3 separate regions of the Mus musculus genome follow, and regions 1 and 2 are each linked to region 3. Evidence: chromatin loops called from intact Hi-C (ENCODE). Cell type or tissue: heart. All regions are shown on one strand.

Region 1 (8,000 bases), 78 kb after region 3:
AAACCAGAGATGGAGCCGGGCATGATGAGCCACACCTTTAATCCCAGCACCTGGAAAACAAGGCAGATGGACCCCTGAGTTCAAAGCCAGCCTGGTCTACAGAGTGAGTTCCAGGACAGCCAGGGCTACACAGAGAAACTCTGTCTCAAAAAATAAAAAACAAACAAACAAACAAAAAACCACCATGTGCTTTAACAGCCATTTCTTCACCCTGTAATCTGTATTTTAAAATTTTTTAAAGCTTTATTTATTATTATATGGCAGACATCTCATTATGGATGGTTGTGAGTCACCATGTGTTTGCTGGGATTTGAACTCAGGGCCTTCGAAAGAGCAGTCACTGCTCTTAACCACTGAGCCATCTCTCCAGCCCCCTTAAATTTTTATTTACATTATACTCTGCTTCCAGGTATGTCTGTGTGAGGGTTGGATGCCCTGGAACTGGAATTACAGACAGTTGTGAACTGCCATGTGAGTGCTGGGATTTGAACCTTGGTCCTTCGGAAGAGCTGCCAATATTCTTAACTGCTGAGCCACCTCTCCAACCCCATGTAGTTTGTATTTTTGCGACATCTTATAATCTCACCTTCTAATTTCAAGGTGGCCTGGAACTTATTGCATAGCCTAGATTAGCCTGAAAATCATGGCAATTCTTTTGCCTCAAACTCCCAAAGTACTAGGAGTAGAAATGTAAACCACCATAGCTCATTGCAAGTTCTTATCTTACAAAGTTCTAAATGTATGATGCCCAGAAGAAAACCAAAATTCAAGACAACGTATATGTTTGTGTCTGACCTTTCTTGTCCTTATCAGAAATCTGGAAGGTTGTGAGGTAGCTCTGAGAGTTAGAGCTTGCCCAGTGCCTTCCTTAGTGTTCCTTGGGAACCAAAGGGTTTATTTCAGTTTACAACTCTGGTCACACTCCATCACTGAGAGAAGCCAGGGCAGGAGCTCCAGGCAGAAACCTGGAGGCAAGATAGAGAGCCATAGAAGAGAGCTGCTTATTGTCTTGTTCCTCACCACTTCCTCAGCCTGCTTTCTTGTGCTCCTCAGGACCACCTGCCTGGAGTTTGCATGACTCACAGTGTGCTGGGCCCTCCTGCATCAAATATTAATCAAGAAAAAATGCCCCTCAGGCTAGACTGAGGAGCACATTTTCTCAGTTGAGGCTCCCTTTTATCAAATGTCCTTTTCTTTCATCAAGCTGAGAAAACAAAACCAAAAAACCCCCAAAACTAGTCAACATAGCCAGCAAGTCTGACCACCTGAGGATCCCTGTCAACTGATGATAGAGACAGAACCAACTCTGACGTCCACCTGTGGGCTGGGGCATGTTTATGTCCTGTCTCCTGTAATAAATAACACTTAGAAATCAGAAGGTTTGAAGGTCTTGGAAGTCACGATGAGACCGTTGCAAAGGACGGCTCTACGTTGCTGAACTACCGAGCTCAGCGCACAGACCTATGAAAGGGCAGCCTGCAGCAACGCCGTGGATCTTTGGCTGGAAGTCCAAGGACTATTCTCTCTGCAGTCCTCGCGTATGTTGCAATTCTTTCCACCAGTATTTCAGAATGTGATCTAACTTAGGAACAGAAGCAATCAAGCCAAGACAAGGTCACAATGGCTTAGTGGAGGCCCTCCTCTAGAGACAAGTCATTTGTGCCTGGAAATTAGGCAGAGAGACAAGCCAACAAGAACACCATGTGCTGACAAAGACCGATACTGGAGTTTTCCATCTAAAACAAAGCAAGCCAAGGACTTCAGCAAACACTAGGAACTGGAGCTAAGGAAGAGCTTGCTTTTCAGCTCCAGCCAAGGAAGACTGCACACAGAGAAGAGCTGACCTTTGTGTGTGGAGGGAGGGGCCATACTCAATTTTCAACATGAATGCGTAGTTCCTTTCCTTCTCTATAAGCATTTGTTTGTCTCTTTGCAGAACTCTCCCAAAACTCAGAATTCTGAATTTCCCATTGTTTTGAGAATGTCTGGAATGAAAGAGAACAAATTTTGGTTCTTATCTTCAGAAAAGGAGATTAATAATTTGATCTCTTCCCCCCACCTTCTCCAACCCAAGTGAAAAGGCACCAAACCCAAACACAATGCCCTGTCTTTCTGTCTGTCTGTCTGGCTTTGTTTTGTTTTATTTGGTTGGTTGGTTGGTTGGTTGGTTTTTCAAGGCAGAGTTTCTCTGTGTGGCCTTGATTGTCCTAGAACTCACTTTGCAGACCAGGCCGGCCTCAAACTCCTGCTTTGCCTACCTCTGCCTCCTGGAAGCGCTGAGATTAAAGTCATATGCCACTACTGCTGGGCTTCACAAAGCATTTTCAGCCTGGTTTGGGATGGAGTTGAACTTGTAATAAATCAGTGAGGTTGTTTTCTGTATCAACATGGGACTCAAGAACAAAAATGTAAGATTAAATTGTTAGAAAAGTTACATTGTGTAGATACTGGCACTTGCAGGCCCTTGAATGGGGCCTTTAAAAAAATACATTAAACTTCAATTAGTTAGCTTGTGTGTGTGTGTGTGTGTTTTCTCCTTCCACCATGTGAGGAATCCTGGGGATTGAACTCAGGTCTTCAGGCTTGGCAGCAGTGCTTTTACCTCTTGTGCTTTCTTGCCCTCTCCCCTTTAAAACACTTTCTATTACATTGTATCTGCTTTTTTATTGTGTGTGGGTCACTATGCACATGTCAAGGTGAGAGGAGACTGTTCAGGAAACATGTTTTCTTTAGACCTCCCATGTGGGGCCTGGGGATTGAACCCACCTCACTTAGAGGCAAGTGCCCTCGACACTGAGCCATCCTGCTGGCCTCTAGCTCCGTAACACTGCTCTTCCTAGGTCTCCCTCATCTCCATCTTTATTTGCTGTTTACACAGGGAACCTTTCAACATTCCCTTTGGCTTTTCCTCAGGGACATCCAGCTACATCACAAACGACTTGACCTACTCTGTGAGTTCCTGTCTAGGTCCCAGGAAGCCTCTCTGTTGGCTATTTTCATGGCTGTTAGATCCAAGTGGACATTTCTTCTTACATCCCTTTTTCTTTGAGGGCTGGTAACAAAACCCCCTTTCATTCAAACAACGTGTGCATGTGTGTATACATGCAAGTAGTGTGTGTGTGTGTGTGTGTGTGTGTGTGTACAGCCTTGGGTGTGGTCTTCAGAAACACCATCTACTTCCTTTGAGACAAGGTCTCTCACTGGCCTAGAGTTCATTAACCAGATAAGTACTGCCTGGCCAGAAAGTCCCCGTTACCATTAATATCACCATGGTGTATTAGTTATTATTAACATCACGATGGTGTGCTAGTTACTTGTCTCGTTACTGTAACAAAATACCCAGCAGAAGCAGCTTAAGGAAGGTCATTTTGGCTCACAGTTTCAGGGAAGCCAGTCTACCATGGGAGGGAAAGGTTTGGCAGCAGAAGTGTGAGCTGGCGGCTCACATTGTGTCCTCTACCAGGTAGAGACCTTCATCTTGTATGTACTCCAGGCCCCTATCCCATGGAGTAGTGCTACCCACATTTAGGATGGGTCTTCCCACCTCACTTAACCTACTCTTGAAATCCCCTCCCTGTAGCTTCCTTCATGGACCTGTCTCCATAGTGACTCTAAATCCCATCTACTTCACAGTCAAGTTTAACTACCACACCCAGGATTAGGAAACCGAAGTAAGCACTTTACTGACACTCTATAACAAGTCTTAAAAAGATGGGTTTCTTCATGAAGGTTTCTAAAACGAGCACTCAACCTTTGGCTCATTTTCCAAAGAATACATCTAGCTGCATAACTTTATGTATCGTACTCTGGAAGCGCCCCCTGGTGGACACATTCAGTGTTGCTTCTAATGTTAACCAAGGAAGTCACAAGGGAGCTCAGGGGTTAGCAGACCCTCCAGCGAGGTCCACTTTGTTAAGCAAACCAGCCGTAATCATCTGTCTTAATGCCACCATGTCTTTTCTTGCTTCCTTACCTACAAATTTTAATCACGATACAGTCATTAACTTAAAAAAAAGTGTTCATTCCTCCAATTCTTCTTATTTTGCTACCCATGTTGTTTGCTGCTTTCCTGGCGTGATGATATTCCAGGGATCATTGGTCGTGGTGGCAAATGCCTGTAATCCCAACACTTGCAGGTGGGAGCAGGAGAATCAGGAAGTCAAGGCTATCCTAAGCTACGTAGTAAGCTACATATAGGTGCTTTTCCTAATCGTGGCTCCATTCAGGAATGCAGGGTGCCTTTGGGAAAGCCCAGGGCATGGTGACTATGGTTCACATCTCATATGGCCATGTCATCTGAGACATCTGAACTAAGCTATAGGACAAAGAGCATGTGACAGGCCCTACCCAGGGCCAACGTCAGGCTCCCTGACTGTATGTATGTCTCAAAGAAGCGAGACTTCACAAATGTTAATGCAGGTAAGCCAGGTAATGGCTGATTGGTTGTTTCTTTTTTTGGTGACTGTGGGGTTACTTTTGAAGTCATGGTCCTCTAATTAAGTGGTAGCCCCACACTGCAGAAGGATTCTTTTTTGTTTGTTTGTTTGTTTGTTTCCGAGACAGGGTTTCTCTGTGTAGCCCTGGCTGTCCTGGAACTCACTCTGTAGATGAGGCTGGCCTCGAACTCAGAAATCCGCCTGCCTCTACCTCTCGAGTGCTGGGATTAAAGGCGTGCGCCACCACACCTGGCTTTGGCTTATACTTTTTAAAAAAATATTTATTTATTTATTTATTTATTTATTTATTACACTGTAGCTGTCTTCAGACACTCCAGAAGAGGGAGTCAGATCTCATTACAGATGGTTGTGAGCCACCATGTGGTTGCTGGGATTTGAATTCAGGACCTTAGAAAGAGCAGTTGGTGCTCTTAACCGCTGAGCCATCTCACCAGCGCTGGCTTATACTTTGACACTATAGTCCATCATTGAAGGAAGTCAGGACTGGAACCCAAGCAGGGCAGGAACCTGGGGATAGGAGCTGATGCAAGTATCATGGTGGTGGTGGGGTGCTTACTGGCTTGTGTCTCATGGCATGCTCAGCCTGCTTTCTTATAGAATCCAGGATCACCAGCAGCCGAAGGATGGCACCATTCATCAATGAGCTGGCTCTCCTCCATCAGTCAGTAGTTAGGAAAATGCTCTACAGGCTTACCCGAAGGAAGCCTGATTTATACAAGCATTTTCTCTACTGAGGTTTCCTCCTTTCAGAGTTTTTTAGCTTGTGTCAAGTTGATATAAAACTAGCTAGTACAGCGGGGAAGGGGATTGTCATATTGGAGATTAAATACAGGGTCGGAAACATGCTAGGCCAATACCCCAACCAATCAGCCCTGTCTATATTTTGTAATCCTATCTATCTATCTATCTATCTATCTATCTATCTATCTATCTATGTAAAATTTTTTTCTTTCTTTTTCTTTCTTTCTTTCTTTTTTTTTTTTTTTTTTTTTTTGAGACAGGGTTTCTCTGTATAGCCCTGGCTATCCTGGAACTCACTCTGTAGACCAGGCTGGCCTCAAACTCAGAAATTTGCCTGCCTCTGTCTTCCAAGTGCTGGGATTAAAGGCGTGCGCCACCACTACCCAGCTCCTAGAATTAATTTGTTATGTGGGGTGTGGGATGTGAAGGTGAAGGTCAGAGAACAACTTTTTTTTTTTCGATTCTATGAATGCAAGCTTTATTATTAATGTACCTTCTCCCATAGACAGACGCCTGCCCCAACAAAGAAGTTGAAAAGTCAGAAATCCTATGACATGCCATCTCTGCTTTGGTACCCAGAAGAGAGCTTGAGCCTCTCCATGGCTTCCAACGCTTCGGAGAGTCCAGGGTCATTCTGAGAGCACTCCTTGGAGTTCTTCTGCCTGGCGATCCTTCTTGTAGAGTACTCACAGCACGTTATCCAATCCCTGTAGCCCATCAAAAACCGTCTGTGCCTCATCTCTCTTTGACGCTGAGTGAAGAACCAGGATCTGATGACTTCTTTCCGTAGTTTGAAGAGAACAACTTTTGAGAGTTGGTTCTCTCCTATTCTGTGTGACCCAGGGATGACACTCCAGCCATCAGGCTTGATAGCGGGCACCAGGTACCTTATGAGCCACCCTGCTGGGGCCTTGGTTTTGTTTTTTTCCTTGTTGTTGTTTTGTTTTTGTGTGTCTGTTTTGTTTTTACTTGTAGCAGGGTCTTTTGTAGCCCAGGCTGGCCTGTAACTTACTATGTCATCAACACCTGCTCCCACACCTGAGGGCGGCATCTGAACGAAGGTCCTCTGGAAAAGCAGCCTGCACTCTTGTCCGTGTCTCCAGCTCGGGATAACGTTATCTATTCCAGTCTGCTCCTGTAAATGAAATGGAAACTGTCCAAATACGAATCTTGCTTTGTTGTGGGGTTGAATGACCAGTGATGTTGATGGAGGAAGGGTTACATTTTGGAGTGCTGGTTTACTTAAGTTATTTTATCGCTTCTGACCCTGTGGCGTATCCTGGAACAATTAAAGAACTTTTTAAAAACCAATAACTTGGCCTAGGCATGATGGTGCACAACTTTTATAATATACTTGAAAGGTAGAGTCAGGATGATCTTTAAGAGTTTAGGGCTGGAGAGATGGCTCAGCAGTTAAGGGCACTGACTGCTTTTCCAAAGGTCCTGAGTTCAAATCCCAGCAACCAAGTGGTGGCTCAAAACCATCTGTAATGGGATCTGACACCCTCTTCTGGATGACAGCTACAGTGTACTTATATATAATTAATTAATTAATTTTTAAAAGGTCAGATTAGTTTACATAAGTAGTTCCAGGCCAAAGAGGAAAAAAACTGAAAACAAACAAACAAACAAAGAAAACACCCACCCCCAAATATTTGGGGCAGAAAAAAACAGCCCAGTTGTTAAGAGCACTTACTTCCATAGGGGTCCAACGCCCTCTTCTGGCCTCCACTGGTGCCCCTCCAACTCTTTTGCACACAACTTAAAAAATTATTTTTAAATAACATAATCTTGATATGTGGGAAAAGTTTGTCTGTCCAACCAAGACTCATTTTGAATATTGACTAAAGACAGCCATTCCTCAGCATGCATGAATGCCTGGGTAGTTCTGTGGACTTTCAGGCTGCTGACAGGCAGGGTGGGAGGGTTACTGAGAGAGAGTGCTGTTCCTGGGTTACACACAAGGAAGAAGGAGGGGAAGGAAGGGGGAGGGGTGCCCCCCCCCACAAGCTGCCTGGTCTGTCATCTCGGTCTGTCTGTGGCTAAGGCTGTGGAGGCCTGGTCCTGGCAGTTGAGAACTCAGCTCGACCTCTGACACCCGTGGTTCCAGCCTATGTAGGAATTTCTTTCCTCTTGCCAGAATCCATTCTCTCACCAGTTCAGTGGTCACGGTTGTGCGGGCCAGTGGCCTCTCATTCTTGGATTCCCCTCCACTAGAAATGGTCCATCTCTGGCTGCTCTGATGAGTGAATCAGGACTGTGTTCCATAGCTCTTCAGTTGGGTTGCTTGTGTGTGTGTGTGGGGGGGGTTATTTGTTTGTTTGGCTTTGCTTTTTTGTATTTTTGAGACAGGTTTTCTCTGTGTAGCCCTGCCTGTCCTGGAACTCTGTAGTCCAGGCTGGTCTCGAACTCAGAGATCTGCCTGCCTCTGCTTCTCAGTGCTAAGATTTTTTTTTTTTTTCGAGACAGGCTTTCTCTGTGTAGACCTGGCTGTCCTGGAATTCACTGTAGACCAGGCTGGCCTCGAACTCAGAGATCTGCCTGCCTCTGCCTCCCAAGTGCTGGGACTACAGGCATGTGCCACCACTGTCCAGCCTCAGTGCCAAGATTTTAAAGGTGTGAGCCACCTTCTGTCTGAGGAACTAGTACCTCAAAGACAAATATCATAACTATCCAGTGTATAGGGCGTTCCAGGTTACAGGATGGCAACCTGTAATTTATGGCTGAGGTGAGATACATTCTACAAATGTGCCTGTTTTTCAGATGAGGAGCTAGAAAGATGTCTGGTTCAGGGGTGGGGCA
Region 2 (8,000 bases), 170 kb before region 3:
TCAGTGGCATCCCAAAGAGACTGGGGCGATTCTTCTGAGATGACAGGAAATACAGTTCTGTCCTCATCTATATGTACAAACAAGAGAAGAGAGATGACAAGACAGGCTTCCAGTTAACATTTATACCCATTTTCTTCCCCTTCTACCCCTAAGTCAGGGTTTCTCTCTGTGTAGACCTGGCTGTCCTGGAACTAATTCTGTAAACCAGGCTGGCCTTAAACTCACTGAAATCCATTGCCTCTGCCTCCCAAGTACCAAGATTAAAGGTATAACACCACTACCATTTAAAGTGGAGACCCACAGAAAGGTTTAGGTACTGCTCATTTCAGAGTTAAACTAGGATTTCAGATAAATCTCATGAATCATATGTAAAGACTATACACAGTTGCATAGCTCATTCTTTTAAAATAATTAATACTTAGTCTTTCTCTGGAAAGAATGCCAGGGTGGCAATGACGAAAATAGTCATTAATCATAGGAAAGGAGGATATTGGAGAAAGCAGCTGTGAAAAAAACCAAACAAACAAAAAAACAAACAAAAAACCCCCCCAAACCGCGGGGCCTGGTGGCACACGCCTTCAATCCCAGCACTTGGGAGGCAGAGGCAGGTGGATTTCTGAGTTCGAGGCCAGCCTGGTCTACAATTTGAGTTCCAGGACAGCCAGGGCTACACAGAGAAACCCTGTCTCGAAACACCCCCCCCCCCCACCCTAAACCATCCTGAACTCTCAAGGGTAGTCTTCCATTGATCTAGAGTATCTTGTAGAAGACTTCCTAGTGCACACCCAAGTGTACTTAGCTGTCAATCAATCTTCTTTCTAATTTGTCCTTTGCTATTATATTTCTGTTGACCTATCGATCTGTTATACTACTTATTTAAAATATTTTACGTATGAATATATGTGTGAGTCTGTACACATTTGTGTGTGGGTACACACAGGGAGAGGCATCAGGTGTTCTCTCTTGAACCTGTGCTTTCCTGTATAGCTGGAAGCCAGCAAATCCCAGATCTCCTCCTTCTGCCCCTACTCTCCTCTGTCCCCAGAGTTGGGGTCACAGCTGTATGTCATATGTGAGCTGCGATCCAAACTCTGGTCCTATGATTGTGCAACAAGCACTCCCACCTGTTAACCCATCTTGCCAGCTCTATATATTTCTTGTTGACACAGGGTCTCATGTAGGTCTGGTTGGCTTCTACTTAATATGCAGTCAAAGATAGCCTTGAACTCGGGTCCTCCTGTATCCACCTCTTAAATGAAGGGATTATAGGTGTGCTAATTCTCAAGTGTTTTATTTTGCCACTATTAACTTAAACTTAGTTACAATATTTAATTTTAATTAAGATTTTATTTCAAGCTGGGCATGGTAGTAGCTCATAACTACCTAAGGAGACTGAGGCTTAGAAGAGTTCGATGGGTATGAAAACTGATTCTTTTACATTCTATTGCACTGAATTATCTGTCCCATTTCACTAATATCACTGTCTTACATGCCAGCTTATAAAATAAATTGCAATTTGGTAGCCTCACTTCTTACGTTTTACCCTTTAAGAACATCTTGTTTATTGTTTAAAAATTTATTTTGTTTTATGTATTTGAGTGTCTGTATATATGTGAACCACTTGTATGCCTGGTCCCCAAGAAGGCCAAAAAGAACAGTGGATCCCAGGGAGATAAGAGTTACAGGTAGTTGTGAGTAGCGTAGAAGCTAGGAACTGAACCTAAGGCCTTTGCAAGAGCAGGAAGCGTTCTTCACTGCTGAGCCATCCCTCTAACTCCTCTTGGTGCTTGGTTTATGAACTCATACATACACAAGAATGCATACAAATGAGGGAGCCAACACCCTCTTTGGGCACTGCATCCACATGGAGTGAAGATATACATATAGGCAAGACACCCATACTCATAAACCAAAATGAAAAAAAAGTATAAGAAGAATGCATACACACATTTAACATTTTTACTAGAATTGTTCATCAAGTTTCTGGGTAAGTTTGCAGAGAACTAACATCTTCAAATATTTACATTTAGTGCAAGAACCTGATTTATCATTTTAAATTTAATTAGTATTGTATGTGTGCATGAGTGTGTGTGTGTGTGTGCGCACCATGGTATGTGCAGAGGCTAAAGAACAACTCTATAGAGTTGAATCACTCCTCCTACTTTATTATTTGATTTATTTTGAAGTGTGTGTGCCTGCGTACACATGCATGCATTCGTGCGTGCATTTGTATGTGTGTGAGCACCACATATATGCAGATGCTCACAGAAGCCAGAGGTGTCGGATCCCTGGAGTTGGAGCTACAGGCAGTTGTGCACTGTCTGGCATGGATACAGGGAACTGAACTCATATCCTCCAGAAAAGCAATATACACTCTTAATCAGTAAGCCATCTCTCTAGTTCCCCACTTTTTAAAATGTGTATGTATCTATGTAAGTTTGTGCACATATCAGATTATGTGTCCTTTGAAGTTCAGAAGAGGTCATAGGATACCTTGGTGTTGAAGTTACAGGCTTGTGAGCCATCTGACATGGGTGCTGGGAAATTAACTCAGGTCATTTTGCAGGAGCAATATATACTCTTAATAGCCATGCCACTTCTCCAGTCCTCTCTTTTCACCTCTTTAAAAAAAAAAGATTCATTTATTTATATGAGTACACTGTAGCTGTCTCAGACACACCAGAAGGTCAGATCCCACTACAAATGGCTGTGACCTACCATGTGGTTGCTGGGAGTTGAACTCAGAACCTTCGGAAGAATAGTGAGTGCTCTTAACTGCTGAGCCATCTCTCCAGCCCCTCTCTTTTCACTTTTATGTGATCTTGAGGTGGAACTTAGGTCACCTGGCAAACACCTTTACTCACTGAACCATTTCTCTGACATTATCACTTTAAGTTGCTTAACATTCACTTACCTACCTATCTATTTATCTATCTATTTATTTATATGTGCATTTTTTCTGCATATATGTATGTAGACCACAAGAGGGCCTAGGCCTAGTGCCTGTGGAGGCCAGACAAGGGCATCAGATATCTTGGGATTGTAGTTGCAGACAGTTGTGGACCACTATGTGTATGACATGAGTCAAACTCAGGCCTTCTGTAAGAGTAGACAACCACTCCTGACTGCTCCTGATTCCATTCCTCCAGCCCCTTTGTTTTTAAAAAGTTAAAAATACTGTGTTATGGGTGTTTTGCCTGCATGTATGTCTGGGCATGTTTGTGGCTGGTACCCAAAGAGGCCAGAAGATGGGGCCAAAGATCCTAGAGATCCAGAAGGTTGTGAATAGTGACATGGTGCTGCAAATTAAACCTGAGTCTTCCTGAAGAATAGCAAGTGGATTTTAACTAATGAGCAATTTCTCCAGCACCAATATTTTAGATTTCTATTATTCTATTTCATTTTTCTTTTTTATAAAAATGCTTTTTTAAAACTACTGTTGTTCTTAAAGATTTATTCCTTTTTATTTATATGCGTACACTGTAGCTGTCTTCAGGCATACTCCAAAAGAGTTCATTGGATCCCATTACAGATGATTGTGAGCCACCATGTGGTTGCTGGGAATTGAACTCAGGACCTCTGGAAGAGTGGTCAGTGCTTTTAACTGCTGAGCCATCTCTCCAGCCCCTATTATTCTATTTCCACTATTGTTTTCTATATAGATGCTTCCTGTGTGATTTGTGAAGTTTATTTGTACTGAAATGGGGTTTTAGATACACAATTTAAAAAATATGGTTAAAGTATTTATAGAGATAAATGGTGTGTATTTGTCTAAATTCTGTAATTGGTAAATTCAATCTTAATGGCAAAGAGTTTTTACATATATAATTATGAGTCCTTCACATACACCCTGCCAAATTTTTTCACCCCCCCCCCCCCACCAACCCCCGCTCAACACGGTTTCTCTGTGTAACCTTGGCTGTCCTGAAACTCACTCTGTAGACCGGGCTAGCTTCAAACTCTTAGAGATCTGCCTGCCTTTGCCTCCCAAGTGCTGGGATTAAAGGCATGCACCACCACTGCCTACCTCATTTATTTTTTGAAAAAGAGAGTCAGTTTATATTATTTTTATTTGTGTATATCTGTGTGTGTATCTGTGAATATGCCACATATGTTCAGGTACCAGTAGACGACAGAAGAGGACACTAGATACCCTGCAGCTGGATTTACAGGAGGTTGTGAGCCACTGACCTGAGTGTTAGGTAACAAACACTTTTGACTGCTGAGCCATCTCTCCAGCCCCAAGTTGATAGTCTTAAAATAAGATCAAATAATATAAGAAAATCAAATGGCACATATCTTTGTTAGAGAAAGGCAGAGGCAGAAGGAAAAGTTCAGATGAACAGGTAGGAAATGCGCAGTTACATAGCCACAAGCTAAGGGATGCTCAGAAACAGAAGGTAGAGGAGCCAAGGAAAAGTCTGCTAGAGTCTTTTGGAGGGAGTCATCTCTTGGCACCTTGATTTCAGACTTTTAGTTTCTAGACTGTAAAGGAATTTTTGTTAAATCATACCTTGTTTTTAAGTTGTTATAAAAGTCCTTGGAAAATAAAACATTAACTCATTTATTGTCATTTACATAATTGAAGAATTAATATGCTTGTTTTTTTAAACACACTAATATTGTCTCTCCACAAAGCTCATTTCCCTTTCCTTTCTCCTCCTTCCTAATTTCCCTTTAAACATTTAAAATATATGTAATTTATTTTTATTTTATGTTCATTGGTTTTCTGCCTGCATGTGCGAGGGTGTTTGCCAGAAGCCCACTGCTGTTACAGGCAGGTGTGAGCTGCTATGTAGATGCTGGGAATTGAACAATGGTCTGGAAGAGCAGCCAATGCTCTTAAGTGCTGAGCCATCTCTCTAGTCCCAACAATTTTTGCTTTTTGTTTTTTTAAAAACAGAGTCTTGTGGCTGGAGAGATGGCTCAGCAGTTAAGAGCACTGACTGCTCTTCCGAAGGTCCTGAGTTCAATTCCCAGCAACCACATGGTGGCTCACAACTATCTGTAATGAGATCTGGTGCCCTCTTCTGGAGTGTCTGAAGACAGCCACAGTGTACTTGCATATAATAAATAAATAAATCTTTAAAACAAAAACAAACAAACAAACAAAAAAAGAGTCTTACTATGTATGCCAAGACTGGCCAGAACTCAAGGTCATCCTGTTTCAGCAGCTTAAGGGCTGAGTTTACAGGTATGCAATGACTTTTATTCTCTTCTTATGATCAGGGTAGTATATTTTAGCCAATAAATATAATAAATGAGGATACAATTTGTTCTCTTTTTCTTTTCTCTCCCCACTTTTGGTGCGAAGTAAATACTCTATTACTAAACAATACCCCCTAGCCAAAGAGTGAGTTATAAACAGTGGCAGAGGTAACTAATAGCTCTTAGAAGTTACCTAACAAACTGACTCTCTTATTAATTTAAAATTTTTGAAACAGGGTCTCACTGTGTAGTCACAGCTGTCCTGAAATTTGTTGTGTCGACCAGGCTGGCCTCAAACTCTGAGAGATTCACCTGTCTCTGCCTCTAAAGCGCTGGATTAAATGTGTACATAACTCCAACTCTTTTGTTTTACAAGATGCTGATATCAAAGCCTAAAGGGTTCAACTGATTGTCCAGTAGCAGAATTAGAGCTATAGTACAGTTTGTGCAATTACTGGTATAGTTCTCTTTTTCTTTTTCTAAGTTGCCACTATGACCCGATCACTTACTAACCAGTTTTCAAGTCTTTTTTTCGTTTTCATATGTGTTCACACACCCATTAAGGCCCAAGGTTGATGGTGGAAACAATCTTTGATCACTCTTACAGTTAGTTCATGGAAGCAGGTTCTTATTTTGCTTTGTTTGTTTTTGTTTTGGTTTTTTCCAGACAGGATTTCTCTGTGTATCCCTGGCTGTCCTAGAACTTCCTCTGTAGACCAGGTTGGCCTCACACTCAAAGATCTGCCTGCCTCTGCTCTCCAAGTGCTGGGATGAGGCAGGTTGTCTTAATTAAACCCGAAGTTTGCTGACACAGCCAGTCTTGCTAGCCAGTTTGCTCTGGGAATTTCCTGTGTCTGTCTTCTGAGCTGCAATGACAAGTTGGCTAGCTAAGACCCCCAGCTGGCATTACACAGGTTCTGGGAATCCAAACTCTTAACTTATCCTCATGGTTGTCTGGCAAGTGCTATAACTACTAAGACATCTTACCAACCTCACCTTCCCACACATTAAAAAAAATATTTATTTTTGTTTTATGTGTATGGGTGTTTTTCTCGCATGTTACGTTTGTATAGCACATGCATGCAGTGCCCATGGACGTCCAGAAGACAGCACTGGATCCCCTGAAACTAGAGTAACAGTAGGTCATGAGCTGCAATGTAGATACAAGAATCCAAACTTGGGTCTTCTAGAAGAGCAGTCAGTGCTCTTCACTAAAAAACAATCTCTTCAGTCCCACCCTCAAGTATTTTAATTTAAAAAATTTGAAAATTAGCCTTCAATGGAAGGAGTTGATTTAGCAAGGAAGAATTACCAAAAACTTGTCAAAGAACATTCTTGTGGGGCTGGAGAGATGGCTTGGCTGTTAAGAGCACTGCTGCTCTTCTGAAGGTCCTGAGTTCAAATCCCAGCAACCACATGGTGGCTCACAACCATCTATAATGGGATCTGAAGCCCTCTTCTGATGCAAGACAGCTACAGTGTATTCATATAAATAAAATAAATAATTAAAAAAAAAAGATGATTCTTATGTCCTCCAAAAACCACACAATGGTAATAATAAAATATTTTCCAAAGAAACCCACATTTACATGACAGAGATGTATAAGCCTAAACATGTGCAACACACATTTTAGGAAAAGCATTACTCCCCCTTTCCCTTCTCCCTCTTGCTTGCTCCGGCCCATAGATGTTTTATTTGTTTCTCATTACGGATGGTTGTGAGCCACCATGTGGTTGCTGGGATTTGAACTCATGACCTCCAGAAGAACAGTCAGTGCTCTTAACCACTGAGCCATCTCATCAACCCAAAAGGAAAGCATTACTTGTGTGTACTGGCTACCTTGCACTCTTAGTTTTGGTATGTTTGAAGCATAGTCTTAATCATGAGTTGGAGGCCTATGGCCTCCAACTCATGATTCTCTCATCTCAGTCTTTCCAGTGTTCGGATTGGAGGTGGGCATCACCTCTCACCCAGCATTCTGCTGCCTCTTAAAATATAGTAAGGAGCTGGGCATGGTGGCGCACGCCTTTAATCCCAGCACTTGGGAGGCAGAGGCAGGCAGATTTCTGAGTTCAAGGCCAGCCTGGTCTACAAAGTGAGTTCTAGGACAGTCAGGGCTATACAGAGAAACCCTGTCTCAAAAAAAAAAAAAATATATATATATATATATATATATATATAGTAAGGAACATTATTTCCTATAACAGCAATCACATATGACATGGATAAGCATATATGATATAATGAGAGTATGTTCAAGAAACACTTGAAAGCAACAAAATAACTGCATTTCACCAATGAGGGCTGACATGACCAACAGTAAGTTGCATTATATTTAACTAACCATTTTTCGGTGGACTGCAATGATGTAGCCTGTAAAGGGGTCATCAGGAAGAGGCGGCATATGACCATTCACTATTCCATTTGTGACATTCTTCTCAGTTCCACATGGTACAACTGTATTTGGCATTCCATTGGGGATGAATATAGGTCGAGGCAGATCCCCATTGGTAGTCAAGGTAAACAGTCCATTTGTAGATGGAGAAGAAGAGCAATCTATAAATGCAGAGATGTGCACAATATCACAACCTTGTATCATTATGTTTGCTCTTTTCTCAAGTATTGTGAGTCTTGAACATTGACAGGGTTGACTTTCAGGACAGAGAGAAGGCATAGACCAAGTAATTCTAAATTTATTGACAATTTTAAAGTTTAGAATTTATTTTTATAACTCATGCTTATGACTAAAGGGCAAAGAAAGAACTGTGGTAACTGTCCAGTAGAGCTTCTG
Region 3 (8,000 bases):
GATTTATGTGGTGCTGGTGATCAAACCCAAGGCTTTGTGCACTCAAGGATTCTACCAACTGAACTATGCCTCCAGCCTACCTTGTTTTTGTTGTTTTGTTTTGTTTTTTGTTTTGTTTTGTTTTGTTTTTCGAGACAGGGTTTCTCTGCATAGCCCTGGCTGTCCTGGAACTCACTTTGTAGACCAGGCTGGCCTTGAACCCAGAAATCCGCCTGCCTCTGCCTCCCGAGTGCTGGGATTAAAGGCATGTGCCACCTCGCCCAGCTAAGCCTACTTTTAATTATTATAAACAGAACATTAAAAACATAAATAAAAATAGGAAGATATAAACATCACATTATCATCATCCACTATTGCATGATTAACACTTTATACACTGCAGATAACTTGCTTCATGTCTGGGGTGGGGGGTACCAGTAGGAGATGAATCATCCCAGTCACTCCCCAACCTTATTTTTGAAGCTAAGGGTCTCTCACTGAATCTGGAGCTCTGGCTGGCTAGCCTGACTAAGCTAAGCTGATCGCCCAGTCCCAGCCTCCCCAGAATGGCATCACAGATGTGTGCCTGCTGAGGACTCAAACTTAGGCTTTATTCTTGCATGGCAAATTCTTTTAGACTGAGCCACCTCCCATCTCTGAACTTGCTTTTTATTTCTTTGCTATTCATTTCTGTTTGTGTGAGTACCTGCATGAGTTTTTATGTACCATATACATCTTAGAGCCTATGGAGGTCAGAAGAGGGCATCAAATCCCCTGGAGCTGCAGTTACAAGCAGTTATAGCCGCCATGTGGATGTTGGGAACCAAGCCCAGGCTGTCTGGAGAGCAGCTTGTGCTTTTAACCTCTGAAGCACACCTCCAGCCTCTAAACTTGCTTTTTTTTTTTTTTTTTTTAAAATGAATGGCATCAGGCCTTCCCGGGGCAATGTGCTCTCTTTGTAGAATCAAAGAATCCATATTCAAGTTTCAGTGGTAACTGCTGCATGGGATGCTCACACCAGGTGTCTCACCTGGTCACACCTCAGTTTGACAAACTTGCTGTCTTTTTAACCTGACCTGTTGGAGGAGTCTCTGTCTCTCTCAGTGTGTGTGTGTGTGTTTCTCGATGTTGGAGCTTGGAGATAGGGGCTGTGAACATAGCTCAGGTAGAATGCTTGTAGCATATGTGAAGACCTGGGTTCAATCCCCAGTAACACACACACACACACACACACACACACACACTTGCCTGGTGAAAATGTTAGAGGTTAGAGAAGATGTAGGATGCCCTCCCCGCATGTTACACAAGGAAGGCATATAACACCGGCAGGCCCGTCATTTGTAATCCACCAGTACAGAGTCTACGTTACAGTGACAGGTATGGTGTTTCTTTGGCACTGTATTCATAAATTGATTAAAACTTGGCAGTTTGCTTACAGACGTGTGTTTTCAAAGCACTTGGAATTGGTGGTGAGAACTGAGAGGGGCGCAGGGGAAGTGGAGCTGCAGCTCTAGCTTGTTATAAAGCTTCGGACATGCCACATGCTTGCCCTGTGCTTGGGTGAACATCCTCATCTGTACACAGAGGGTGATATCATCTCGTCACCTCACAGGGCTCAGTGAAAGAAAGAGCAAGGGACACAGACGGCAGGGAGACAAACTTTCCTTATTGCTCTCCCCTTTCTACCCTGCAGATGTTTCTTACAAGCTGCAATGTCATTGGGACCCTCTCTGCCTTTTATTCTTTCAGATTCTTTAAGGAAACTTCCTCAAAAACCAAAGCTGAAGAAAAAGAGGATTAAGGAAAGACTAGAATCTCCCAAGAGCTGCTCCTAAGAAGACCCACAGGGGTGGAGGGCAGCTCTCTCTGGCTCCCTTGGGCACTTGCATGTATACTCTGGAGGATGAAGGGGTTGAAGAGGGTAAAGAAGGTTTACTTCATCAAAAGGATACTCAATTTCTAAGTATAAATAAATGGGAAATAATAATAAATGGGAAATAATAATTCTTAAGACAGTGGTACTTTACTTGTCTGAACTTCATTCATCTTTCATTTGCTTAAAAACATTTGAAGCCAGACTTGGTGGTCCCTCTTTTAATCTCAGCAGAGGCAGTTGGGTTTCTGTGTGTCTTAAGTCCAGCCTGGTCTACACAAGAAGTTCCAGGCCAGCCAAAGCTATACAATAAGACCCTGTCTCAAAGGAAAAAATGTTTACAGCCACTTCCTAAGTGGCAGGTAGCACATTTTTTTGCAAAGTAAATAGTTGTGGTCACCTGTGTGGAGGATTATCAGAGTCCAATGGGGAAAAGAACGAAGGATTTTATCAATGTTAGCCACAGGAAAGCACAGGATGGGATAACTGATTGAACCGGGTCAGTCAGTGACAAGTCTAGCAGCCTCTGAATCATCTAGACTCCATCTTCTCTGTAGCGTGGGGCAGGCAGTGCCAAGGGAGGAGAGGTACAATGGAATGAACCGATGCTGCTCGGGTATTGGGGAGATTTCCAAATGACCGTGAGAGAGGCTAGAAATAGAATCCCAAAGAAGAAATACCAATAGTCTTAGCAGAATGGTGAGTTGGGTTAGTGATCAAAATTTGGCAGCTACTAATGCATTTAATTACCAACGAGGAGTTCCACTTGCACACATCATTTTAAAAATATTAGTTGCCAATATTATAACTGTCATTTCCCATTAAATGAAAAGTCAGACTTCTAGCCTCTCATACAGCTACCCACTTTTGAATTGCGTCCTATGTGGCAGGTGCTGGAGTGGAGGAGCAGTTGCATCAGCCTTTCTGATATGCTTCCTAGTTTACTATGGCTCCTCCCAACCCTGTGCCTTGAACAATGGACTTCACACATCTACAACTCCTGTGCAACTCTTGGGGCCGTTGTTATTTGATATCCCCAAAGTACACAGAAGCAACACAGGTATGCAACAAGAATGACAAACTTAGGTTCAAAAACACTTGGCTACATTCATTCATTCATTCATTCATTTTTTATTTGTTCATTTATTTATTGTGTGTGCCTTTGTGTCAGTGGATACTGTGAGGATCCACTGTGAGGACATTAGGGAATCAGTTCTTTCCTTCCACCACCAAATGGACCCAAGATGGAACCCAGACCGTCAGGCTGGAAGGCGAGCACCTTTACCCGCTAAGCCCTCTTGTCCTCTTTTGTTATACAGTGCTGGAAATCCAAACTAGGGCCTTGCACATTCCGGACAACATGAATCACACCTTCAGCAGTCAGTTGATGGGTTTGGATGATACCCATGAGAGGCAAGAAAGGAAAAGAGGAAACTAGAGACTTAAAAAAATGCACATTGCTTCCAGCTCCAGAAACCATTTACCTGGAGTCTCCAAGCAAGGAAGTGGGCTCGGTGATTTTCTCTCTAAGTGTGCGTGTGCGCGCGCGTGTGTGTGTGGTGTGGTGTGGTGTGTGTGTGTGTGTGTGTGAATATATGGAGCATGTGGGATTCTCTGGAACTGTAGTTCATAAGTGGTTTTGAGCCAACTGATGTGGGTGCTGGGAATACCCACATCTTCCTCTGGAAAGGCAAGAAGCACAGGCTATCGCTGATAGCCTTCTCTCTCCAGCCTCCAAGGCCCAGCGATTTTGTTTGTTTTATGAGACAGAGTTTATCTATGTATCTCTGGCTGTCCGAACACTCTGTAGACCACTCGAACTCACAGAGAGTTGTCTGCCTTTGCCCCTTCAAGGCATGCACCACTCACTTCAGTTTTCCTTTATATTTTTCCTCTTCCCCCCCCCCCCCCCCCCAACACAAGCGACAAGACATGAGGACCCTGCCCAAGGCAAATGGGAACCAGGTACTTCAGGGCCAGGGTAAATGTGTGTAGCAGGAAGGTCACGTGGTGCGGGAGCAGCTCGCTCTTTCCCTTTAACCCTTGCCTGGCTGGATCACAACAATTTTGACAAAGCAGGAGGACCACGGAGAGAGGGGCGGCCTACCGGAAACTGCGTGATACGGAGGGGCTCCCAGCAAAATAGGGTGCTGGTCATGGTCCGTGGGGCAGCACCGCCACCTACAGGAACTGTGGGGAGTACCGCTGCCTTCCAACCTGGCTCCCGCGCGCAAAACCCCGGGTAGAGGTGCTGGGGAGCTCTCCTTAAGGCAACAGCGGAGGCTGGGTTTGGTGTCCTCTTTCCTCAAACGCAGTACGATCTTAGAATTCTAAAACGGCAGATCACAGGTTTCTCTGCTTAAAACTCCAACGTTCCTCAATTCATCTGAAGTCAGGGTCAGCTCTGCCTTGGTGTGGTGCACACCTCTAATCTCAGCGATGGGGAGGGAAGGCAGGAGGACAGCTTGTGCGACATCATTTAGCCTGTCTCAAAATCAGCTAAACAATACAAAGAACGCCTAAGTTATCTGCTAGGTCCAGTCTGATCCACTCCCACAGCTCCTCCAACCCTTGCTTTCCCCGAGCCCGTCAGGCCTGGCGCCGTTTCAATTTTATATTCCTGTGACAAAACACATGAGAGAATAAGCTTACAAAGAGTTTCCTCTTTTTAAAATTTGTAAATTATATTTTCACATGGCCAGAAGATAACTAACTTGCTTATCGGTATATCCTAAGCAATTATAATAGTGAACAGCCCATATTAGTCATTTAGCATTCTGTTGAATTAACAAAAGAAAGAGCATAGCCAAACAGCACTTTTTTTTTTTTTAAAAGATTTATTTATTTATTGTATGTAAGTACACTGTAGCTGTCTTCAGACACTCCAGAAGAGGGAGTCAGATCTCATTACAGATGGTTGTTAGCCACCATGTGGTTGCTGGGATTTGAACTCCAGACCTTTGGAAGAGCAGTCGGGTGCTCTTACCCACTGAGCCATCTCACCAGCCCCAAACAGCACTTTTTCAACTACTGTCTAGAGGAGAAAAGACAGCCCCAAGAATAAAGGCAATGAATGTCTCCTGTACTGGAAGTCGGTGTAAGGATTCGGGCTGATGACCTACTGGCTGCAAATGACAGTACACAGTGACACTATGACTCCTGATCTTGGCCAGCCTGACATTTTTCATGACATGTAAACAACTGGGAGACTAATGTGTTCTTGATTGATAGGTTGATTGGTTACTTTAAGTAGTTTAGGCCTGATTCCAAGTCCAAGGTGTGTGTACCTTGTGCCTTCCATGACCAGAAGATGGCGCCAAATCCCCTAGAATAAGAACTAACTAGTTAAGGTGTGAGCAGCTATGTAGATAGATGCTGGGAACTGAACCCAGGTCTTAGCTGCCAAGCCACCGCTTCAGCCCTCCAATGCATTATTCCTAAAGTTAGTTGCACGTTCTCAGCTAAGGTGTGTCCAACCCAATGGATGACCTTGGAGTGGTAGTAAGGATGTCAGAGAGTAGCTAGGGAAGCGGTATGGAAGAGGAGTTAGCTGTTGACATAGTATGTTGCTCTATGCTTTTATGATAAAGCTAACCCCAAGGAGAAAACAAAAACAAAAAAGCCTCACCAGTGTCATGGCAGCAGGCCTCAAGAGGAGACCTTCCAGAGAAGAGGTCTTCTCTGAAGGGTTTTTGGGGTGTGTGTGTGGGGGGTGAGACTTGGTTTAATTGTGCAGACCAGCCTTTGACAGCCTAGTTCAGTTGGTCCTCCTCCTGCTTTAGCCTCCCAAGTAGATGGAACTGCAATAGTATGACCTTGAAATCCCGAAGTGGTCAAGATTGAACCTGAACTTCCGATCCTTCTGCCCCTATCTCCCTAGCTCTGGGCTTATAGGCGTCCCATTCATGCCTAGTTTAAGCAGTGCTAGAGATGAGACCCATGGCTTCATGAATGCTAGGTGTGCAGTATCACCAACTCAGCTGAATTTCCAGCTCCTCCCTAAAACAAAGTGGAAAAGGCTCCCAACCAGAACTGTGACGGCTCATTGCCCAGCCCACTCTGACCCCAGCCCGCATGGCTGCTCCAGTCTCTTTCTTGTGTCTACACTTGTAGTTCAGGAGAAGGGGGAGCACTCTGTGTTCTTCATCAGATTTCTGTGTCTCACTCGGAGCCTTAGTGTGTGTGCTTTTCAATTGGTTCAACACTTGTCCACGGGTGTGTCTGTATATGTAGGTGTGTGTACTTATAGACTGTAGCATTTAGGGCAAAGCCATCTTTTCTATGGCCAGTTTTAGACGTAGCTCTTCTATCACATTTCTGGCTTACTTGGGTCTGTTTCCTGAATTTTCTGTCCTATTTTGTGGATTAGTTCTGTATTTTGTGTCGAAATTTAATGAGAAAGAGTGAGCACAAACCCTAACAAATTGGAAGTAACGGATTTGGAAAGAAACTGTGTTTTGTTGTTATAGTTGCTTTACATTTATTTGCATGTGTAGCTCTGGCCTGGTCTGAAACTACGTAGACCAAACTGGCAGAGACAGCCAACCCCACCCCAGCCCTGCTCCTGTTTCTCCAGGACTTAGAGTGCACACCTGTCCCTGGCCCTCACGGCCATTCTTCCAAATGCAGCATCATGGCGGACTTAACTGCCAGGCAAGTGTTAAAAAGAAATGTTTTGTACTTTAGTGGCTGCATGCCCACACTTACAAGGGCATGCTTGTGGAGGTCAGAGGATGCCTTACAGGAGTTGCTTCTCTTTTTATGTGAGAACTGGAGGCTGTAGTCAGCCAGCAGGCTGCATGACAAGGGTCTGTACCCACTGAGCCATCTCTGCCAGCCCTGCCTAGAGAGACTGAAAGCATTAAAAAAACAAACAAAACACCTAAGTGTTAAAAAACAAAGTTCTAAATACACAGAAGATTTACCATACTATCTTCCTGCCTTCAATGTGTTGCATCTTGACCATTTTTACTGCAATTATGTCTCCATTTACTGTGCAGCTAATCTCCATAACTTCTTCATGGTGTAAAATGGAAACCATTAAGCAATCATTTCCCATTTTCCCTTCCCCACTGCTTCTGTGGTGAATGTAACACTAAAATTATATGGTCATTTTATTTGTCTTTGTTGTCATTTTGATTCAGTCTCATGTAGGCTAGACTGGCTTCCAACTTGGTATGCAGCCAAGGATCCTCATGTCTCCTGACTCTCGCTCAGCTGTTTGGCTTCTTAGTATATTGAAGTCCATGCATGTTAAAATAGTCATTATATGTATGTGTGTGTGTGTGTATACATAAAATATATATACATATATATAATGTATATGTATACACACACGTGTGTATGCATATATACATACATACACATATATACATACGTGTATCTATATAGATATATACATAAATCTTTTTAAAAAAAGATTTAATTATGTATATGAGCACACTGTCACTCTCTTCAGACACACCAGAAGAGGTCATCAGATCCTGTTACACCGGGCGGTGATGGCGCACGCCTTTAATCCTGGTCTACAGAGTTCCAGGACAGCCAGAGCTACACAGAGAAACCCTGTCTCGAAAAACCAAACCAAACCAAACCAAACCATTTAAAATATGGCCTCATTTTCTGTAATTCTTTTGATTGGTTGTTTCATGGTATAGTTCTCTTTAAAAGATCTACTTCACATGTGGAAAAGAGGGTTAAAATCCTTACAGTTACGGGGCAGTTGGAACTGAAACCCAGACATGGGGAGACTGGAGAATTCTGTCATCCTTTTAACTGACCTCCACCAAGTCTCTTAACCATCCACAGCTTTTTGTACTAGGAAAGCTACTGAAGAGAGATGGTCACTTTCCTCTAAAGCTGTCATTTCCAAGGGCTGCCGAGGGCAAGGTTAGAGATCTGTCTCCATGAGCCTCTGCAGCACAGCTTCCTTTTCTTTTTTTTTTTTTTTTTTTTTTGATTTATTTATTTATTTATTATATGTAAGTACACTGTAGCTGTCTTCAGACACTCCAGAAGAGGGAGTCAGATCTCGTGATCGGATGGTTGTGAGCCACCATGTGGTTGCTGGGATTTGAACTCCTGACCTTCGGAAGAGCAGTCGGGTGCTCTTACCCACTGAGCCATCTCACCAGCCCCCACAGCTTCC

What was found. Hi-C counts contacts between places; a loop is a spot of excess contacts. Peaks named below come from ENCODE experiments on the same cell type or tissue, not always from the same donor. Only the 100,000 strongest peaks of a DNase experiment are listed, where the experiment ranks them.
Region 1: it touches region 3 in a loop (5-fold over the local background); 26 of 42 quality-filtered maps call a loop at or near these places.
Region 2: it touches region 3 in a loop (2.5-fold over the local background); 2 of 42 quality-filtered maps call a loop at or near these places.

The regions. Positions count from the first base shown.
Region 1 is chr11:85,257,566-85,265,565 of GRCm38, forward strand. No RefSeq gene overlaps it. Among named protein-coding and RNA genes, the nearest start is that of Appbp2os, 26 kb to the left of the region's middle. In heart, no CTCF peak of the experiment used is centred here; a DNase peak (open chromatin) is centred at 1,626; H3K27ac peaks cover 383 bases.
Region 2 is chr11:85,010,077-85,018,076 of GRCm38, forward strand. It overlaps Usp32 (ubiquitin specific peptidase 32), which reads right to left. Exons shown (of 34, transcript NM_001029934.1): 26 at 7,554-7,765; 27 at 1-67. Among named protein-coding and RNA genes, the nearest start is that of Car4, 56 kb to the left of the region's middle. In heart, no CTCF peak of the experiment used is centred here; no DNase peak of the experiment used is centred here.
Region 3 is chr11:85,179,158-85,187,157 of GRCm38, forward strand. 1700125H20Rik (RIKEN cDNA 1700125H20 gene) reads left to right here. Exons shown (of 6, transcript NM_028589.1): 6 at 1,729-1,997. The coding sequence ends at 1,814. Among named protein-coding and RNA genes, the nearest start is that of 1700125H20Rik, 12 kb to the left of the region's middle. In heart, CTCF peaks have their summits at 4,038 (motif pointing left) and 5,161 (motif pointing right); a DNase peak (open chromatin) is centred at 3,904; H3K4me3 peaks cover 1,074 bases; H3K27ac peaks cover 1,122 bases.